Linked DNA regions of Homo sapiens: region 2 is linked to region 1. Evidence: chromatin loops called from intact Hi-C (ENCODE). Cell type or tissue: mammary epithelial cell. All regions are shown on one strand. Links, peaks and the distances in the headings refer to the core of each region. The heading gives the core; the rest is flanking DNA. Region 1 overlaps LINC01182 (long intergenic non-protein coding RNA 1182). Region 2 holds the start of LOC124900670 (a long non-coding RNA gene).

Evidence for each region. Peaks named below come from ENCODE experiments on the same cell type or tissue, not always from the same donor. Only the 100,000 strongest peaks of a DNase experiment are listed, where the experiment ranks them.
Region 2: a loop joins it to region 1, with 7 times the contacts of the local background. A loop is called at or near these places in 4 of 110 quality-filtered maps.

Annotation. Positions count from the first base shown.
Region 1 is chr4:13,915,920-13,929,423 of GRCh38, reverse strand. LINC01182 (long intergenic non-protein coding RNA 1182) reads right to left here. Exons shown (of 4, transcript NR_121681.1): 4 at 1-74. The region is part of intron 3 of LOC107986182 (a long non-coding RNA gene); the gene reads right to left. Among named protein-coding and RNA genes, the nearest start is that of LINC01085, 190 kb to the left of the region's middle. In mammary epithelial cell, for the core only: no CTCF peak of the experiment used is centred there; DNase peaks (open chromatin) are centred at 8,313, 8,763 and 11,093; H3K27ac peaks cover 4,516 bases.
Region 2 is chr4:14,164,837-14,174,254 of GRCh38, reverse strand. It overlaps LOC124900670 (a long non-coding RNA gene), which reads right to left and starts at 8,414. Exons shown (of 2, transcript XR_007058058.1): 1 at 7,711-8,414. RefSeq lists enhancers at 1,169-1,834, 1,835-2,500, 3,559-4,130, 8,525-8,574. In mammary epithelial cell, for the core only: no CTCF peak of the experiment used is centred there; DNase peaks (open chromatin) are centred at 4,544, 5,174 and 6,164; H3K27ac peaks cover 2,609 bases.

The DNA of each region.
Region 1 (13,504 bases), core at 3,327-11,326:
AGATGAGTGTTCTCTGTTTCTCTGCTTCGGTCTCTGACATGATCAGAGTCTCTGACGTATTCAGTTAATGTTCTCTGCCATAAAAAAAAGAAATGGTTGGTCTCCTTTCCCTAACTATGCTGTCGCTTTGATTTAAGTACTTTTCACCTGTAAATGTCCTTGGTTACTCCTGAACCATATTCTCTCCTATAAAAGGCACTAAATTAAAGACTGCTTTGGCTCTGCGTTTTAGTGATTTTGAGAAGTGCTACAAGATTGCTCCTTCCTTCACAGAGCCAGTGAAGTTCACCTCAAATGTCACCTCCTTTCTGCAATTTGCTCTAAGACTTTATCCATTTCAGACCCAGCTCACGTGCCCTCTCTTTCATGAAGCCTTTTCTCACCACACCAGCAACCCCCTGTAACCCCAGACTGGGCCAGGGTGCCTTGACCGTGTACATCATCATCGTCTGTTACCATTTAACTCCTCTCCACTCCTGAAAACCTTATAGGCACACAGTAGTCACAGTGGTCTTCTTAAATAGAAGTCAGATCTATCACTGCCCACTTAAATTCCCCACTCTGTGGAGTCAGAATAAAATCTAAACTCCTCTAAATGATTTACAAAACCCTGGACTGTCTGGTCCTGCCTACATCTTCTGCAATTCTTTTCCTTTTTTGATTACATTCAAATTATGCTGGACTTCTGAGGGACCCTCAGATACCACCACAGGGTCTTTGCATTTGTTGTTCCCTCCACTTACGAAGCTTCTGCAAGGTTTTTCACATAGCTGGATCTTTCTCATCCTCTGGTCTTAGGTTAAACATCATCTCCTCAGAGAGATCATCCATCCCTGATCATGTAAATCTCACTCTCCCAGGTTATCCTCTCTTGGCAACTGGATTACTTATTCCATATTTATGGCGGCTACAGGAAATGCTTTGCAGCCTTCCAAATGCCAAAGCGTAATTGTCCAAAGGCTTTTGCTGTTGTGCTTTGTAATCCACCCATTCACATGCTCCAAAGCCATACTTCCCATGAGATGCTACCACCCAATGGCTAAGTAGGGCACGACAAAAAGGCAGCCTGTTCCTGGAAGATATGGGACTCCTCTGACGGGCAACTTTGGCTTGGGGACCCACAATCGTCTTCACTGAAACTTCCATTGACTGCACAGCTGTCGGAGACTTCTCCCACGCAACCTTCCTACTTTCCCTCCCTGCACCATGGAGTCAGACCAGCATTGAAGTCTGGTGGCTCCTCCAGGCTCCTTCAGCATCTTCCACATGTTCCCTCACCAACCTGTATCTTACTTCCGATCTCCCAGAACCCAAACTAGCACATTGGAACTTATCCAAATCTCTGTCTATTTTAATTCGTTTATTAGGTCCCCCAGTAAAATGCTACCTATTTGAAAGAAAGGCTCTTATTAGACTCGCTTGCTGCCAAGTCCACTGCACCTAGCACCATCCTGGCATAGAGTAGGTGCTCACCAATATTTGTCCAATTAAGTAATCTTCTTCTAGAACCTTGCGCATAGGTCTATTGCCACATGGACACATCATCCTGAAATTATCTATTCACCCTCTTCCATCTCTCACTAGACTTCGGAATTCCTTGAAAATATTCTACACATGGGGTTTGGTCCCAGCATATAGCCCAGAGCCTGAGGCACAGTAATAGCTCAATTAATGTTTGCTAAATTGACATTCCAATTGCTCGTTCTTCACTCACTTCCTCACACCTTAAACTCCCTACACACCCAGGCAACATAAGCTGTGTCCTTACCTGTCTTCCATAATGTAGTCTGCTTTACTCCAGGCAGTTCCTCCTCCTGTGTCCTATATCTCTATAACTGTCTTCACTATTCTCCCAGTTTTCCATTTTTATTCTCCATCACTAGCCTTCTATCTCCCCACAGAATTCCAGGCCATTCACTCACCAAGTCCTCTCTTCTCACCTCCTAAATAAGTGCTCATTTAATGCACTTTTAATTTTCTCCAATTCTACTGTCTCTACTCTGGTCTAAGCTCCCCTTGATTAATACAAAACATCCTCCTGATAGGTTCCTCTTTCTCTTTGTTTGCATCCTTCCTATATATTCCCCACCCAGCAGCCAGATGCCCTTTCTAAAAGGCAAATCTGATCAGGTCTCACAGTGCTGAAAGCCCTTCAAGTCTCAATGGTCTATTGAGGAGGCCTTTCAGGGCTTGAACAAATCCACCCACTCCTGCTTCGTGCCCATCCTCACTGCACACACAGTTGCCTTATCTTCCAGTCAAACAGAGCAGTCTGCAATGCACCAAATCTACTCTGTCTTTCTTGAAGAATTGTCTTCCCCTCGCTCACCCCCACCTTCATCATGCTAATTCCTGTTGATGTCATTTCTTCCAAGAAGTCTTCTGCAGACAGGCCCAGTCTGGATAAAGTGGTTTTTCTTTGAATTCCTATGGGAATCCAAACTACTTCCCTTATGGTACTTATTACACTGGTTTGTTTAGTGGTCTGGCCCCTAATGTGTGACCTTGATTTCTGAAACAAAGATTTGATAAGTCGCCACATTACATCCAATGCTTTAAAAGTTTCCCTTTTTCAGACGTGAAGGACCTCTTCAAGGAGAACTATAAACCACTGCTCAATGAAATAAAAGAAGATACAAACAAATGGAAGAACATTCCATGCTCATGGGTAGGAAGAATCAATATCGTGAAAATGGCCATACTGCCCAAGGTAATTTATAGATTCAATGCCATCCCCATAAAGCTACCAATCACTTTCTTCACAGAATTGGAAAAAACTACTTTAAAGTTCATATGGAACCAAAAAAGAGCCCGCATCGCCAAGTCAATCCTAAGCCAAAAGAACAAAGCTGGAGGCATCACACTACCTGACTTCAAACTATACTACAAGGCTACAGTAACCAAAACAGCATGGTACTGGTACCAAAACAGAGATATAGATCAATGGAACAGAATAGAGCCCTCAGAAATAATGCCACATATCTACAACTAACTGATCTTTGACAAACCTGAGAAAAACAAGCACTGGGGAAAGGATTCCCTATTTAATAAATGGTGCTGGGAAAACTGGCTAGCCATATGGAGAAAGCTGAAACTGGATCCCTTCCTTACACCTTACACAAAAATCAATTCAAGATGGATTAAAGACTTAAACGTTAGACCTAAAACCATAAAAACCCTAGAAGAAAACCTAGGCATTACCATTCAGGACATAGGCATGGGCAAGGACTTCATGGCTAAAACACCAAAAGTAATGGCAACAAAAGACAAAATTGACAAATGGAATCTAATTTAACTAAAGAGTTTCTGCACAGCAAAAGAAACTACCATCAGAGTGAACAGGCAACCTACAAAATGGGAGAAAATGTTCGCAACCTACTCATCTGACAAAGGGATAATATCCAGAATCTACAATGAACTCAAACAAATTTGCAAGAAAAAAACAAACAACCCCATCAAAAAGTGGGCAAAGGACATGAACAGACACTTCTTAAAAGAAGACATTTATGCAGCCAAAAAACACATGAATAAATGCTCACCATTACTGGCCATCAGAGAAATGCAAATCAAAACCACAATGAGATACCATCTCACACCAGTTAGAATGGCAATCATTAAAAAGTCAGGAAACAACAGGTGCTGGAGAGGATGTGGAGAAATAGGAACGCTTTTACACTGTTGGTGGAACTGTAAACTAGTTCAACCCTTGTGGAAGTCAGTGTGGCGATTCCTCAGGGATCTAGAATTAGAAATACCATTTGACCCAGCCATCCCATTACTGGGTATATACCCAAAGGACTATAAATCATGCTGCTATAAAGACACATGCACAAGTATGTTTATTGCGGCACTATTCACAATAGCAAAGACTTGGAACCAACCCAAATGTCCAACAATCATAGACTGGATTAAGAAAATGTGGCACATATACACCATGGAATACTATGCAGCCATAAAAAATGATGAGTTCATGTCCTTTGTAGGGACATGGATGAAATTGGAAATCATCATTCTCAGTAAACTATCGCGAGGACAAAAAACCAAACACCACATGTTCTCACTCATAGGTGGGAATTGAACAATGAGAACACATGGACACAGGAAGGGGAACATCACACTCTGGGGACTGTTGTGGGGTGGGGGGAGTGGGGAGGGATAGCATTAGGAGATATACCTAATGCTAAATGACGAGTTAATGGGTGCAGCACACCAGCATGGCACATGTATACATATGTAACTAACCTGCACATTGTGCACATGTACCCTAAAACTAAAGTATAATAATAATAATAATAATAATAATAATAATAATAATAATAATAAAATAAAATAAATAAAATTCACCAATGAAAAAAATAAATAAATAAAAAATAAAAATTTCCCTTTTTCCTGCAAATATGGGTGCTCCCAGCCACCTTGCAAGCTTAATCCTTCCACACCTGCAAGATCTTACCACTCCCAGCTGTAAGCAGAGCCTCACCCATGTGCTGCCTCAACTACCTCTCCTGCTCTTCCTTCTGGTCAACTCATCTCCATCCTTAGCTACCCATCTCTCTTCCATGAAGTCTTCAGCTCTCTTTCTCTCTTCTATTTAGAATTGATTACCTCTTCTTCCCCTATGGCCCCATGTTATCTGTTCACATTTCCATCATTTACTTCATCATGTTTTTTGGTGTATAATTCTCTGTCTGCCACTGGTCTATAAACTTTTCAAGGTTAGAGACAAGGTCTCATTCAGCTTTTTTTTTTTTATCAGTGCCTGCTATACACAGGGAAGGTGCTCAGTACATATTCATTGAATCAACAAATGAGTAAACAACTCCATCCATTCTTCAGGGCTCCTCAATTTTTACCTCTCCAATTATTCTCCCTTTTGTGAACTACAATAGATCAGATTGCCTTATTTTCCGAGCTCTATACAGACAGCACTATAAAATCTTGCTTATTAGGTTCTAAACATCTAAAGAGCAGGAATAAAACCTCACAGCCTCTCTGTCTGTACCGCCATGCCTTGCACAATATTCTTTTGCTGATTGATTGTTACTGCTCAATCTACTATTCACTTTTGATTTCTTTAAAAAAGAAAACCTTCTCAGAAATCAAACAACTAAAATCACAAAATGTCCTTTTCTAAAAATAACACATTCCCAAAACACTTGAGGCAGAGCTGTGCTTTTTCTCCTCTCCCATTAATGAGAGAAAGATGCTGCTTCCTCTGTTTTCATTTTGTCTGCATCATGTCTGTGTTGCCTGGAGATTTGTAGCTGTTGTTTCAAGAAAGATCAAGTGACAATGGGAGATAGACGGTCTTCTTGATTAAAAAGTGGCACTCAGATACATCAGCTTCCTCCAAATTCAAGAAGGAGAAGCTTGTTTCACAGCTAGTGCCTGCTTCAGGGGCACGCCTCCCTGGGGTCAGCTGAAGCTTGCTGTCCGCTTTCCAGGTCTGTCCAAGCAAGACCTGTACTGTAATAACATGTAAAATAAAATTTAAGCCTCAAGGGAGGGGTTAGAAATTGCCACTGATTGACTCAGGACCATCCTTTGAGAGACAATGAAAAAACTGGCATAGCATGGTTAGACTAATCTGCATTCTGAAAAGTCCTAGTCCTGAAAGTGACTAACTGTGTGACCTGGGAAAGTTCCTTAGCCTCTCTAAGCTTCAATGTCATCACTTGGAGAACAGAGCTGATGAAAACACACCTGATGGAGTTGCTGATGCCATGGGATGAGATGATACAAAGTGTTTGGCATCACCTCTCACTTAGCGTTTATTAATGGTCATCATTATCATGAAGTAGCCAGAACCCTGCCTATTGTAACAGCTATCAGTTGTTGAATACTTACTCTGTGCTGTGTACCAGGCTCACTTTTTCTATGTCAGTTTTCTTACTTATACATCTTATAACAGCTGTTCAAGCAGATAGTGTCCTAGCTGGTGACTCTGAGAATAACTGGCTGCATTCCCTATCCCTGTGCTCAGCCTATGCATGGGAAATATTTGGGACTTGGTAAATACATTTTGGAATGATGTTGAATGAGTTCACAATTGACATAGTTGTCTAGGGACTGCCAAACCATGGACCGCTTCCCCTATCTAGCATAGAGTGTACTTGTTATGCTTAGAATTATGTCCCCTAAAGAGTTATGTTTGACCATTAACTCCCAGTACCTGTGAATGTGACCTTATTTGGAAATAGGGTTTTTGTAGATGTAATAAGGTAAGAGGAGATCATACTGGATTAGGGGCTACCCCTAATCTTATAAGAACCATAGCAGGTGTTCTCATAAGAAGGTGAACATTTAGACACAAATGAACAGAGGCACACGGAGAGAACTCCACATGGTGATGGAGGCAGAGACTGAAGTAGCACGTGCAGGAGCCAGGAGATGCCAAGGATAGGTGGCAACCACCAGAAGCCAGAAGGGAGGCACGGAGGGACCCTTCTTTAGAGTTTCTGGAGGAGCATGATCCTGCTGATCCTTTGATTTGGGGCTTCTGGCCTTCATAACTGTAACAGAGTACATTTCTGTTTTTTTAATCACTCAGTTTATGACAATTCGTTAAGGAATCTCTCAAAAATGAATACAGCACTTTATTCCTTTCTCGGCACAGCAAAATGAAATTTCAGGGCACCGACAGAGAGGGTTTAACACCCCTTATTCTCTTTCAAAAGAGCTGAAAAAGCACCCAGTTACTATTTATACTACTCCCAGTTCTCTGTCTGAAGATGAGACTTTTCAGTCATGCCAACAGTTCTGGGTTTCAGAACTTAAGGGCACACCATGGAGGGATTGCTGGTGAGTTTAGCTAAAGCTCTGCAGCCCCACAGGGTTTCTGTTCCAAGTAATAGAAGAGAGAAAAGAGAGGCAGAAATTATGAGTACACCTCAATTCCCTCATGTAGAACACTAAGCAGCAGCTTTCTCCCTAAATGTTTCTGTAAAAATATATATTTTAAAACATCATCAGTTGATCTCACGTGCTACCCAGGAGAAGGGAAAATCATGACGTGTAAGTGTTAGAGAGTTTCAACACCTCTCCTTCCCACCAAAAAGGGGACTGTTCTCAGGGGCTTGCCTTCTGAGGGCCCTGTCCCCCTAGACTAGGAGCCTCATGATAGAGGAACAGCCCCTTTTTGTCCTTAAAAAGATCTGGGGATGGGAAGGTTGGAGACAGAAAGGGTCCTCCCAGGATCTGAAAACCTAAAGATTGTCTGCTCCTTTCTCTTTCTACCAAAGTCTTTGAAGACACAGAGAGAAGCTTTCCCTGACTTTCCCATCAGATAATATTCATTGAGGGTTAAATCCTCCAAAAAAGCCCATTCATACACTGACCAGGTTTTAATCATGCCAGATGTGCTGCTCAAAACCACAAGCTTAAAAATGCTTTCAGTTTAACGGGACAGAATAAAATGAACAGAGTATTTTTCAAACCTGCCTAGTTCCAGGACAATTGCTGCCAATCAGCCTCACTCCTTGCAATCTCTTTGGATCCAGCATTGACCTTGGGTCTCTGAGTAACTATTTGCTGACTCTCTACACAGCCTGGTATGTATGTTTTCTTCCCAACAGGGCTACTTGAAAGCCCCCATTTGGCCCAAGTCCAAGTCCCCAAATTCCCTCTGATTAGCTCTTGGCCTTCACCCTACTAAGCATGAGATCTGCTGAGTAGAATGGCTGCTGTACCCATCCTGACTCTGGCAATGGGAGCTTCTGATTTTGCTGAAGAGAGGGAGAGGGTCTCAGGAGAGCAGTTTGGTTCTCCAAAGCTTCAACTTGGATGAAGTCTTCAAGCAATAGTCTTCAAGGAACTGCTCAGAAACAAAGTTCTCTTTCATTGCATCATTTAGATTTTAAGGACAATATGAGCCTCTAAGAGAATTGACTGGGCCAGACTCTAGAGAAATGTTTACATTATCTTGGCTAAACTGTTGGTGGTGGTTAGAAGAAGAAGGAATCAATAAATGAAAAGAGAGAAAAAAGGGGAAAATGACTGGATCTATAGGAGCAGCAGCTATTGCAAATCAGATTTGGAAAAGAGCAAGGAACTACATTTCTATCTTGGAAAAGGGACACTCAGATATCAGTAAGCAATCAGGTCGTGGCCAGTTCAAATATTCTGAAGTGTTCTGATAAGAATTTAATAAGGACCACCTCACACATGCACATGCATGCACACACACACACACACACACACAAACATACCTTTCCCTAACTGAAGCATGCAGTTAGGGAATCTCTGGAGTCCAGAAGATGAGTCAGCCTAAATGACTCAGCAAGGAGGAACCAGCACTGAGGTTGTTGGTGGAAACACAGCTGGAGCAAATGCAGATGGGACTGTGAAGACATTGTGTGAGGGCGAGTGAGGATGTGGCTGGAGTTCCTTAGTAGTGACCATCATCCTGTTACCATAACAATAACATAAACTTCCCAGGAGGAGCCTGAGGCAGGTCGTTTCTGAGCCCAAGTTAAGTTCATCTCCCAAATGGGTTGATAATGGCAACTTTCCTGCCTATTGACGGGACTCTTGGAAAGATTGTATGAGACAATGGTTGCTAAGGAACTTAGAAAAGTACCAATTTCAAACATGTGGAAAGGATTATAGCATTCTCATGACAAGTTCTCCACCACCTACTGAAGGCACAATGCCTGCTTATGGGAAGAAATGGGGCATCAAAAATTTGAGGTGTGGGCTGGGTGAATCAAGGTACTTGCAGAGTGAATCACTGCAAGCTCAGGTGACTTCGTTATGCAACGTCAGGTGAAAATGTATTTGGTGAAATCGGGTGGAATTTCCCTCGAACCTTGGGATTGTAAGCCAGAAGAGCACCCTGTGAAAGCTGAGTCACAGCGGGGTGAGTTAAAGAGCCCTCAAAGAAGAAATCAGAAGAATTGGATCTCATCCCCAGCATGGCAAAGCCTGTGCCTGTGCCATCAGCTCTCTCTGCTTCTGTTTTCTCACTTGTAAAATAAAAGTGTTGTCTCATAATCTTTTCTGCCGGTAATACTTTTTGAGTGTGTGTGTGCACACATGTATGCGTGCAAGGCCCTGCTTTATGCTGATGCAATGCTTTGAAAAACATCAGCTTCTCTTCTACAACATACACTCTGACATCCACTCAGCTCCCCAATCTCTGCAGCTCCAAAGTGTACTCAAAGAGTCAAGAAGTACAGAGACATCATCCTGATTTGCTAAGTCGGGGCAGGGCACCCCTTCCCCCAGACTCCACCTTTATGGGCTATATAAACTTGGGCAAGTTACTCTCTCTGGGCCTCATGTACTTTATTTGTAAAACAAAGATAGTAACTGTACCTAACTACAGACTTGGAATGAGAGTCCAATAAGATACTTCACACAAATCATTCAGCACAATGCGTGAGTCTTTAAAAAGACTAAAACAACATTCTCCCAGCAATAAATATTATCACAATGCTTATTATCAATCCTGCTATTACTGTCATAGTATTGTATATTCCTGTATCAAGATATATCCCTCCAAATTTCAGCTGTGTGTTTACTTAAATGGAGAAATCCATGAAGGCAAGGATTGGGCCTGTCCCATTCTTCACTTTATCCTCCATCCTCTGCTGAATACGTGGCTGGTGGCAGGTGCTCAATATTTGTCCTGTTAGATGAATGAAGGGTGTGAAGTAGAGGTTCTCAACCCTGGCTGCACATCAGAGTCGCCTGGATACATTTAAAATCCTGATGTCCACCCCCATCTCCAGAAATTCTAATTTAATTGATAAAGATTAGAACCCTGGCATTAACAGTTTTTAAAGGGTCCCCAGAGTCTCTAGTTGGCAGGAGGAGGTGAAGCTCACTTGTATAGAGTCTCAAAGATTAGTAACGCCATTGATTTCCAAACTTTTCCTTTTATAATAAAACCATTTTTTTTCCACAACAAAGTCTTAGATTGAAATCTACCTCATAAAAGAGAATGACGCAGCATCCTCTGGTAGAAGTGCTGGAGGTGGGCCCTGGGGCCCTCCATCCAATTGTGTGGGTCCAAGGTGGTCCACAAAGCCCACAAGCCCCTGGAGACACAACTTCCTAGGATTCGAACTGTCCTCTTCTGAGCTCTCAGCGGTATCTTCTCACTGCACTGCACTGCCAGCCTTGCTGACTCCTCACGTAACATGATGCTATCCTCACCCTGAAACTTGGACTAAGACATACCGCAACTGTTTTCCTTTTACAGCCAAATTCAGACACTCAGCTCCCAGTGAAAATCATTCCCAGGCCTTGTGGATTGAGGAGAGAAAAAAACCGCCTAAAATATATAAATAATTCAAGGCTGAGTTTATTCATGATGCTATGTTTTCTCCAGGCAGCAGTTTGTATAATCTCTCTTACACTGCCAGTTGGGCAGCCTCCGTAGCATTTATTACTGCAGACAACCCGTTAGAAGCTGTTTTGATTTACACATCTACATTCTATTACAGAGATAAGTTTAACAGCACACTGCAGTTTCTGCTGCTGACAATGTAGGAGGGGAAAGAAAAAGAAAAAAAAAGACAGTGGAGAAAAGAATAGGAAATTATTTCTGCCATTCCAGAGGACAGCAAGGAAAATGGGCCTGATATTTTAATGACACATTTAATTAGTTATCTGGAACACAGACACACACATACTACACTCACATACAACAACATATGTTTATTGCATCATTATGTCTTCATAAGAGAGCAAATGTTTATTGAACATCTACTAAGTGCCAACTTACTCTATTAGGTCAGAAGGATATATTGGTGAATAAACGAGACAGTTGTTTGTCTGCTTTGTTATTATTGTTTGCTACCACCAAACAATGTTTCCCCAACAACGCTTAGCCCAGCGTTGATACATGATAGATACTCGATGCCTGTTGAGTGAATGAGTGAATTCAAAATGATAAATAAAATGAAGCAATATTGCAACTGTTCAGTTATCTGTCTTCATGGCAATGCTATATAAGATGAACCACACAAAACCTCATGCAACAATAAGCCTTTATTGTTCATGCATCGAGGATGTTAAAGCCGGTTGGCTCTGCTCATCTGTGCTCATCAGCCAAATAGCTCAGAAATGGCTCACAGTCCACTGATCAGTTCAGGCTTCTGCTGGGTCCAGTGGGATGACTCAGCTCTGCTCCATGTGTTTCTCATCCTTCAGCAAGCTACAGCCAGCATGTTCTTATGGCCAGGATGGAGAGACAGAGAGTAAGTGTAATAGAAACACATGGGCCTCTTGAAGTCTAGACTTGGAACTAGGAAACCATGACTTCTTGAAGTGACTTGATAAAACAAATCACAGAGCCAGCCCAGATTCAAGACATGGGTAAAAGAGTCCATCTTTAGCATGAAGATCTGCAAAGTCACATAGCAGAGACAAGGCTAAAGAAATTAAGAATTGAAACCACCTTTGCAATCTGCCACAGGAGCCCAGCAAATTAGACAAAAGGCAGTAATGAAAACCCATTTCTCAAATGAAATCTATTGCCTTTTCCAGTATCCAAGTGTATCCCCACCCAGCCCCTGAACAAGGCTCTTTGGTGAGTTTAGGGAAGATGCAGATATCTCTCTGAGAATAGTTCATTGTGTCCTGAACGTCCTCCCCTCTTTGACCCTAGGTCTTCACCCAGGCCCTACCTGGGGTTGACACCTGACTGTGATCCATTGTCCTTGCTTGCCCTAGTTCTTCCTGCTCCATTTTAACCCATCACGTTAGGAGACAGAATGTGTTTATAGTACAATGATGAGACAGTATTGTAGCTACCATATATTGGGAGCTTACCACGTGTCAGGGCCTGTGCTGAAGAACTTTGCTTACATTATCTCATTTAATTCTTATAATGACTCTATGAGTTAGTTATAATTATCCCTCCTTTACCGCTAAAAAAGAATATTCACAATACTGAAAGAGATTAAATAACTTGTCCAAGGTTTCACAGCTAGTTATTAATCAAGCCAGGTTTCAGCCCTAATTTATCTGAATGCAAAGTCCATGTCCTTAATCACTATGCTATGCTCCCCCTTCCTTAAACCAGTAGTTCTACTTCACTAAACCATTATGCTCACATTGGTAAAGAATTACTTCCTTAAAGCAAAGAGATCATGATATTCTGCCCAGTCCCCTCCTATGAGACACTGGAAAAAAAGGGTTGAAGTTCCCACAACAATTTGAATTATTTTCCCCTAGAGAGAAGAGGTTGGAGGGTGGGAAGGGCAGGTCATTAAGTTTTCAGTCTTGTGTAACTTCTACCGGTTTCCACCAGAATATCCTAGGCTTGTTAGAGTTAGTACCAATGAGATCATAGATCATAGATTCCATCAGGAGGAAGAGGGATTATACAAAGACTTAGTGGTGCTTATTGGTATAACATGCACTAGGTTAAATCCAACTGGCCCAAAAAGAAATGGAATATATGATCTCATTTGCATATTATCTGTCTTTGCATAATCCCAGGTCCAGAAGGAGGCTGGTTCTGGATGAAAGAGAAGCATAAGAATTCCATCCACACTATTGCAAAAGCTTCAAGTTCCTACAGCAGCACCTTAATGTGGACCAATGGGAGAATGTAACGCAGTGGAATAAATGGAAGCTTATTCCAAAGCCAAGCCATAGAAGAGCACCAAATTTCCCACAGATTGTCTGTTCAATCCCCAGCATCGACAGAGTAATGTCCAGCCTCCCTCCTCACCTCCGCTTGATATTTACACCCAACGAACAATGGTCAAATGGAAATCTACTGCTTAGTTTATAGGTTTTCGGGCTTGTGACAGTTCCACTGTAGATCCCTAATCAAAGTTGGATTCAAGAGCATGGCTTAGGTTTAAAGCCCTGCGAGGAGCAAGCTTAGGCATGCTGGAGAAGAAAGATATATAACCAGTCAACAGCACAACTTGGTTCACTGAGCCAGAAGACTGTACAGGTGAGAATGAAAAACCTGCTTCACCCCACTCAAGAGGGAGTTCAGTGGGCACTGACTTACACTGAGGTTGGATGGAATCCTCAGTATGAAATGTTTACTAAGTCGGCAAAAAAGATGAAAGAGAGCCGATTATGTTCAAGCACAAGAAGAAGTGGAGATTAGAATCCTGCTTTTAAAGTACAGTGAAGGCTGGGCACAGTGGCTCATGCCTGTAATCCCAGCACTTTGGGGGGCCGAGGTGGATGGATCACCAGAGGTCGGGAGTTCGAGACCAGCCTGACCAACATGGAGAAACCCCATCTCTACTAAAATTACAAAAATTAGCCAGGCTTGATGGCACATGCCTGTAATCACAGCCGCTTGGGAGGCTGAAGCAGGAGAATTGCTTGAACCCGAGGAGGCAGAGGTTGTGGTAAGCCAAGATCATGCCATTGCACTCCAGCCTGGGCAACAAGAGTGAAACTCTGTCTCAAAAAAAAAAAATTAAAATTAAAAAATAAAGTGCAGCGAACTCACTCACTAATAAACATGTCCCAGAAAGTGCTAAGTCTGGATCAATCTGACTGGCAATCCCTCCCTCCTTGAGAC
Region 2 (9,418 bases), core at 1,419-9,418, 250 kb before region 1:
AATTCAAAAGGCCATCTTATTCTCAATATACATTACCCAATCTGCTCCCGACATTAAATAAAACTCCAAAAATTCTAGCCCTCAAACTCCACAACAGGACTTAATTAACCTCACCTTCAAGGTGTACAATAATAGAAAAAAGTTGCAATACCTTGCCTCCACTGTGAGACAAATCCCAGCCACATCTCCAGCACACAAGAACTTCCAAAGGCCTGAACCGCAGTGGCCAGGCATTCCTCCAGAACCTCGTCCCCCAGGAGCTTGCTACAAGTACCAGAAATCTGGCCACCAGGCCAAGGAATGCCTGCAGCCCAGGATTCCTCCTAAGCTGCGTCCCATCTGTGTGGGACCCCACTGGAAATCAGACTGTCCAAATCACCTGGCAGCCACTCCCAGAGCCCCTGGGACTCTGGCCCAAGGCTCTCTGACTGACTCCTTCCCAGATCTTCTTGGCTTAGCGGCTGAAGACTGATGCTGCCCGATTGCCTCAGAAGCCCCGTAGACCATCACGGACTCCGAGCTTCGGGTAACTCTCACAGTGGAGGGTAAGTCTGTCCCCTTCTTAATCAATACTGAGGCTACTCACTCCACATTACCTTATTTTCAAGGGCCTGTTTCCCTTGCCTCCATAACTGTTGTAGGTATTGACGGCCAGGCTTCTAAACCTCTTAAAACTCCCCAACTCTGGTGCCAATTTAGACAATACTCTCTTAAGCACTCCTTTTTAATTATCCCCACCTGCCCAGTTCCCTTATTAGGCCGAGACACTTTAACTAAATTATCTGCTTCCCTGACAATTCCTGGGCTACAGCCACACCTCATTGCCACCTTTTCCCGCAGTTCAAAGCCTCCTTCACATCCTCCCTCTCGTATCCCCCCCCACCTTAACCCACAAGCATAGGATACCTCTACTCCCTCCTTGGCGACCGATCATGCACCCCTTACCATCTCATTAAAACCTAATCACCCTTACCCCACTCAACGCCAATATACCATCCCGCAGCATGCTTTAAAAAGATTAAAGCCTGCTATCACTCGCCTGCTACAGCATGGCCTTTTAAAGCCTATAAACTCTCCTTACAATTCCCCCATTTTACCTGTCCTAAAACCAGATGAGCCTTACAAGTTAGTTCAGGATCTGCCCCTTACCAACCAAATTGTTTTGCCTATCCACCCTGTGGGGCCAAACCCATATACTCTCCTATCCTCAATACCTCCCTCTACAACCCATTATTCTGTTCTAGATCTCAAACATGCTTTCTTTACTATTCCTTTGCACCTTTCCTCCCAGCCTCTCTTTGCTTTCACTTGGACTGACCCTGACACCCATCAAGCTCAGCAAATTACCTAGGCTGTACTGCTGCAAAGCTTCACAGACAGCCCCCATTACTTCAGTCAAGCCCAAATTTCTTCCTCATCTGTTACCTATCTCGGCATAATTCGCATAAAAACACACGTGCTCTCCCTGCCAATCGTGTCTGACTGATCTCTCAAACCCCAGCAACTTCTACAAAACAACTCCTTTCCTTCCCAGGCACGGTTAGCGTGGTCAGAATTCTTACACAAGAGCCAGGACCTCACCCTGTAGCCTTTCTGTCCAAACAACTTGACCTTACTGTTTTAGCCTAGCCCTCATGTCTGTGTGCAGCGGCTGCCACTGCTTTAATAATTTTAGAGGCCCTCAAAATCACAAACGATGCTCAACTCACTCTCTACAGTTCTCATAACTTCCAAAATCTATTTTCTTCCTCATACCTGACGCATATACTTTCTGCTTCCCGGCTCCTTCAGCTGTACTCACTCTTTGTTGAGTCTCCCACAGTTACTGTTGTTCCTGGCCCAGACTTCAATCCGGCCTCTCACATTATTCTGGATACCACACCTGACCCTCATGACTGCATCTCTCTGATCCACCTGACGTTCACCCCATTTCCCCACATTTCCTTCTTCCCTGTTTCTCACCCTGATCACACTTGGTTTATTGATGGCAGTTCCACCAGGCTTAATCGCCACTCACCAGCAAAGGCAGGCTATACTATAGTATCTTCCACATCTATCATTGAGGCTACCACTCTGACCCCCTCCACTACCCCTCAGCCAGCTGAACTAGTTGCCTTAACTCAAGCCCTCACTCTTGCAAAAGGACTACGCGTCAATATCTATACTGATTCTAAATATGCCTTTCATATTCTGCACCACCATGCGGTCGTATGAGCTGAAAGAGGTTTTCTCACTACAAAAGGGTCCTCCATCATTAATGCCTCTTTAATAAAAACTCTACTCAAGCCCGCTTTACTTACAAAGGAAGCTGGGGTCATTCACTGCAAGGGGCGTCAAAAGGCGTCAGATCCCATTGCTCTAGGCAACGCTTATGCTGATAAGGTGGCTAGACAAGCAGCTAGCTCTCCAACTTCTGTCCCTCACGGCCAGTTTTTCTCCTTCACATCGGTCACTCCCACCTACTCCCCTGCTGAAACTTCCACCTATCAATCTCTTCCCACACAAGGCAAATGGTTCTTAGACCAAGGAAAATATCTCCTTCCAGCCTCACAGGCCCATTCTATTCTGTCGTCATTTCATTACCTCTTCCATGTAGGTTACAAGCCACTAGCCCGTCTCTTAGAACCTCTCATTTCCTTTCCATCATGGAAATCTATCCTCAAGGAGATCACTTCTCAGTGTGCCATCTGCTATTCTACTACCCCTCAGGGATTGTTCGGGCCTCCTCCCTTTCCTACACATCAGCTCTGGGATTTGCCCCTGCCCAGGACTGGCAAATTGACTTTACTCACATGCCTCGAGTCAGAAAACTAAAATATCTCTTAGTCTGGGTAGATACTTTCACTGGATGGGTAGAGGCCTTTCCTACAGGGTCTGAGAAGGCCACCACAGTCATTTCTTCCCTTCTGTCAGACATATTTCCTCAGTTTAGCCTTTCCACCTCTATACAGTCTGATAACAGACCAGCCTTTATTAGTCAAATCAGCCAAGCAGTTTTTCAGGCTCTTAGTATTCAGTGAAACCTTTATATCTCTTACAGTCCTCAGTCTTCAGGAAAAGTAGAACAGACTAATGGTCTCTTAAAAACACACCTCACCAAGGTCAGCCACCAACTTAAAAAGGACTGGACAATACTTTTACCACTTTCCCTTCTCAGAATTCAGGCCTGTCCTCGGAATGCTACAAGGTACAGCCCATTTGAGCTCCTGTATAGATGCTCCTTTTTATTAGGCCCCAGTCTCATTCCAGACACCAGACCAACTTAGACTGTGCCCCAAAAAATTTGTCATCCCTACTATCTTCTGTCCAGTCATACTCCTATTCACCGTTCTCAACTACTCATACATGCCCTGCTCTTGTTTACACTGCCGGTTTACACTGTTTCTCCAAGCCATCACAGCTGATATCTCCTGGTGCTATCCCCAAACTGCCACTCTAAACTCTTGAAGTAAATAATCTTTGCTGGCAGGACTACGCTGAATCTCCTTAGGCACTCTCTAATCAGATGTCCTGGGTCCTCCAATTCTTAGACCTTTTATACCTGTTTTTCTCCTTCTCTTATTCCATTTTTTAGTTTTTCAATTCATACAAAACCGTATCCAGGCCATCACCAATAATTCTACACGGCAAATGTTTCTTCTAACAATCCCACAATATCACCCCTCACCACAAAATCTTCCTTCAGCTTAATCTCTCCCACTCTAGGTTCCCACGCCACCCCTAACCCCGCTCAAAGCAGCCCTGAGAAACATCGCCCATTCTCTCTCTCCATACCATCCCCCCAAAATTTTCGCCACCCCCCACACTTCAACACTATTTTGTTTTATTTTTCTTATTAATATAAGAAGGCAGGAATGTCAGGCCTCTGAGCCCAAGCCAAGCCATCGCATCCCCTGTGACTTGCACGTATATGCCCAGATGGCCTGAAGTAACTGAAGAATCACAAAAGAAGTGAAATTGCCCTGCCCCGCCTTAACTGATGACATTCCACCACAAAAGAAGTGTAAATGGCCGGTCCTTGCCTTAAGTGATGACATTACCTTGTCAAAGTCTTTTTCCTGGCTCATCCTGACTCAAAAAGCTCCCCCACTGAGCACCTTGTGACCCCCTACTCCTGCCCACCAGAGAACAAACCCCTTTTGACTGTAATTTTCCTTTACCTGCCCAAATCTTATAAAACGGCCCCACCCCTATCTCCCTTCGCTGACTGTCTTTTCGGATTCAGCCCACCTGCACCCAGGTGAAATAAACAGCTTTATTGCTCACACAAAGCCTGTTTGGTGGTCTCTTCACATGGACGCCCCTGAAACATTTATCTCATCATTTGTTACCGAGCAACAATTCAAAACAACAATGCAGTGTCTGAAAGGAATAATTCATGGGGCTTTAAAACAATGAGAGAAGAAAAAAGGAGAATACAGTACATAGAATACAAGATGTATTGTTCTGAGGCAAGTCTTGGATATCATCTATTTCTACATTAGGTGTGTCTCAAGAGTCCAAAGCTTCTTGCTAATCTGATGACTCCCCACAACATCCTGGTATTATCATTCCATTTTTTTGAAACCTGAGCAAACTGAACCACAGAAAAATTGAGTGAATTGAGAAGGTCACGTGGAAGTCAAGCCCAGAATAGAACTGATGTCTGCTGGTTTCCCATCCAGTCATGACCCTTCCCAATACACATTATTTGAAGCAGTCTGGTCAGCAGTGGCTAACGGCTTTAATATTTTTGAACCATTAATTTTTTTTTTCTGAGTAACATTCCTGGCAAGCTTGCTTATTTTCCAGGGTGAGAGATATGTCTGAAAATAAAGTTAATGGACAATGTTGATTGTCACCCTAAAAAAAATAGCCTTAAAGCAGTGAATGGATTTTAACTTAAAATGTGGATTTTTAGGTTGCATTTAAATTTATATAAATGTCATACTAATATCGTGCATCTTGAAAAATAGAAAGGTTGAATGAAAAATATTGAATATCAAGGTAAGAGTTTTTGAAAAGGTTACAAAACCTGGATTCAGAATAACAGCAAGGCCTTTGGCAATGAGCTTGAATTCTTGCCAGGAAATGTAGTTCATCTTGGCATCCTGCCCTGACCTCACAATCCTGGGCATTGGCTTATATCTCGTGCTTCAGCCAACTCATTTCCTCCAGCCGAATCGATGACTTTCTAATAGCTGAGCATCCTGCTCTGAATCACTTGCAAACCACTAAGATACACTTTCTCTGTTTATTTTCTGACTTGAGACAGAGAACAGCAAGGTCAGTTGATTCTTTCAATGATTGCTCTTAAAATAAAAACTTTCACTGCAGTCGTTTGAACTTTTGAAAACCAATGTCCAATAATACAGCCATTTCAGCAAATTCAGTTGCTCATGATTTCATAGTTTTTCTATAGCTTTATCATCTCTATCTCTATGTATATCAATACATATATTAATGCATCAGTAATTAGTTAATGGGTATGTACTTTTATGTCTGTCAACCATAGTGCCTTATGCCACATAAATACTCAATGGATGCTAAAAAAAAAAAATGCATATAAAGGTAATAAATTGTTCTTTTGCAATTAGAGAGTTATTTTCATGCCAGCTGGAATGTTCATATTAAAATCAGAATAATCATGTATTTATCATTTGATGGGAAGAAGAAAAGTTTCACTAATTGGAAAGGAGCTTGTCTGAAAGCTGTGGAAGACAACATTGAATGGGCTTGTTAGGCACAGAACATAATCTTGATGTTGTAAGAGAATACGAGCAAAAGAATGGAGAGAAAACAAGTCACCATGTGAAAGTTTTAGTGTAAAATTGCAGTAGGAAATAAATTCACTGCTCACAATCTTCTTGATAGCCAACATTTTCATAAGCTTTTCCACCGTCATCGTCAACGTCATCACCATCTTACGACTATAGGTCAAAGAAAACTAGCCAAACTGGCAATCAACAAGTCAGGAAATTGGAACATCAATGTTATTATCAGTTAGCATTAGTAGGATTTCGTAGTTGATGTGTGTTTAAGACCACTTTTACATCAACTGAGACAAGACTGCTTACCTTCTCAGGATTTTAAATATCATAAAGTATGTGGCAAATAATCTGCCTTTGGGCACTTTATTTTCAGATTTACTTAGTCATCATGTACTTTGTGTGAATGTGATGAATTCGAAGACATGAACGAAAGGCTAGATTAAACTGCTGACTAACCATGAAGAAAATGGTCAAAGTATGTAGTAAAACCAGTTTATCTCTCTATTTTAAAGCCATGTTATCTTTAACTTAGTTGCTGTTGGAAAAACAAGATGCTTTTTTCAGATGCCAGTCCCTGTAAAACAGTGACTGGAATAACCTGAGATTTTTTTTTTTTTTTTTTCAAACTCTAAATTCTGTCTCAAATGTTAGTTGCTAGTTGTGAAGGAAATCATTAAAGGCCAATTATCATTAAAACAGTCTCTGAAATTAGATATCTGATGAAGGGAGAATTGTTCTCTCTTCTCTTAAAGGCCAATGCTTGGACAGGCATTTTCTCTGGTTAGAAAATCCCATTTGTGTTCAGTTACTTTTCAATTTCTGCCTGTTTCTTAGGAAAACAGTGAAAGACAATTTCAAAAAAAAGAATCCGTGGAGAAGAGAAGGCAATAAGATTGATAAAATTGATAAGCTCTTAACATCGGGGTGAATCTATAGACTCTTGATGGCTACTGTAAAAGGAAATTCCATTTAAATTTGGGAAAGGGTATGAAGCATTTTTCTTTTACCATTTTTTTAAATGGGGCACAATTTACATATAATAAAAAGCAGATTTTATGTGCATTTTGATGAGCTTTAACAAATGCATAATAAATTTGTGCATCCAAACCCTCAAGTAACAGAATATTTTCGTCATCCTATAGAGGTCCCTTCTAGTACCTCATTCTGGTCAATTCTCTAGGGTCATGCCCTAGAGACGATTACTGCTCCAATATCTGTCGTCATAATTGTTTAATAAATAATAACAATCTGTCATCATAATTGTTTTACCTATTCTAGAACTTCATATAAATGGAATCATACAATATACAGTTCTTTGTTCCAGTTTCTTTTGACTAAACATAACCTTTTTGAGATTTGTCAATTTAGTTATGCTTATGAGTAGTATGTTACTTTTCGTTGCTAAACAGTATTCCACTGAATCAATATGCCACCCTTTTATGCCCATCAACTGTTGGTGAGCATTTAGTTTATTTTTAGCTACTGAAAATAAGACATTTTGTCTTATTTTAGTTATTTTTAGCTAAATATTCGTATACATATTTGTGAACATCTGTCTCCACTTCAAGTTTAGAATTGTTAGTCACAGATTTGCTCTGATGATCCTCTTTAGGAGAGACTTAAGTGGGGAGAAGGCTATTCTGAGCAGAAGAGCCTTTTCTTCATCGTTAGTCCATTGGTTGTCTCAGCCCAGGACTTCAAACCATTCCACCATTACCAATCTCCAACCTTAATTATGCATTGTAGGCATACCCCAAATTCTATGTTTCCTGGCATATGACAGCCAAGCAGTATAATAAAGTCAAGGTCTCTTCCTCCTTTCCATTCTCATTTGAAAAATTAGGACTTCTTTTAACATCTCAACATTTTGCAGCTGGTAAGGAGGGCCACTGTAGGCAGTGTCACTGAATAGATTAAAAAGTTGCCTGGTATTTTCAGAGTAGTTACTTCAAAAACTTACCTGGGAGTGAGCACTTTGGTAGGCATAGGTGGGCAGATGACTGGAGGTCAGGAGTTCAAGACCAGCCTGGCCAACATGGTGAAACCCCATCTCTACTAAAAAAATACAAAAATTTATCTGGGCGTCGTGGCAGGCTCCTGTGATCTCAGCTACTCGGGAGGCTGAGGCAGGAGAATTGCTTGAACTGGGGAGGTGGAGGTTGCAGTGAGCCTACAGAGATCGTGCCATTGCACTCCAGCCTGGGCAACAGGAGCACAACTCTGTCTCAAAAAAAAAAAAAAAAAAAAAAAAGAAAGAGAAAAGAAAGGAAAAAGAAAAGGAAAAAAAAAGAAAAAAACATACCTGGGAGTGATATCATCAAAATGGCAAAGTAGAAGAAATCTGATTCAACAAGGTGAGCCCAAGTAGTGGCTTACATTTTGCAGTCATGGTAAAAAAAGAATCCAGATTTCAACATTTCATATTTTAGGAAGATTCTGAGTGCCTCTCTAACTTTTCTGAGTTTTCGTAAGGGATCTATTAATAAGGCCATCCCAATGCTGTTTTGAGATCCTTGCTGAGAAAGATGTGCTGAGATGTTTGCTGTAATCCATAATAAGGCCATTCTAAAAATTTAAGGATTTTGTCTCAGTGGAGAACATTTTCCTGGGGAATGGTGGTGTGGCATAGAATCACCAGGGCGCTTCTGCTTCTGATGAGTTAGTAAGCACCGTGTCAGCTCTTCAACTCTGTTATGCACAAGTTAGGCCTGAAGCTCTCACATGCTTCTGGGAGTGCCACATCTTTGATCCCCATGAGCTCATTCTTTCTGTTCCTCTTTCTTAGATGAACTGAGGGCACCATTTAAACACCCTTAACTGTTTCATCTCCTCCTGGTTATTTTTTGTTGTTATTACTGGTCCCAATTTTAGCCACCTTCTGGACTTAGGCAAATTGCCATGCAGCTCTTTGCCTATTTTACAGATTGTAAAATAGGCATCCAGTGTAAAACAGGCATCCAGATTGTAAAATAGGCATCCAGATTGTAAAATAGGCATCCAGTGGCTTGTCATGTTGCATGATAAATTATGTAGCTTTGAGCATTACCTTTTTCTGGGTGGGGACAGCACGTTGTCTCTGTTCTGAGAAAAAATCACTAGAACAGATTTAAATTTCAGTGGAAGACAGGGGGATGCATGTATAATGAACAAGAAAGTGAACTCCCAATTCCCATTGATATGCATAGTTGATAAGGCAAGGACAAGTAAATTTGCATAGGGGCCAAGAAACCTCCTGAGATAAAAAGAACCTAGATTCTGACTCCTTTTGCTCTTAGGAGTCAATATTTGAACGTCTCTGATGAATTAGGATGGTCAGAACTGAAGGGTGCTAGCAATAAAGAACAAGTTCACCAGAGAGGAAATTATCATGGGGAAAGATGTAGTCTATGCAAGTAACCTGAAAACACCAAAGACTAAAATAGCAATGTCCAATAGAAATATTATGCAAGTCCCATATGCAATCTTGAATTTAGTAGTAATTGCATTTTAAAAAGTCAAAATCAAAAAATGAAATTAATTTTAACACTACCTTTTTTTAACCTAGTATATCCAAAATATTATCATCTCAAAAAATAACTAATATCAAATACTATTGATACACCATTTTATATTATCCTTTGTGTACTAAATCTCTCAAATCCAGTGTATGTTATATTGACAGTACATCT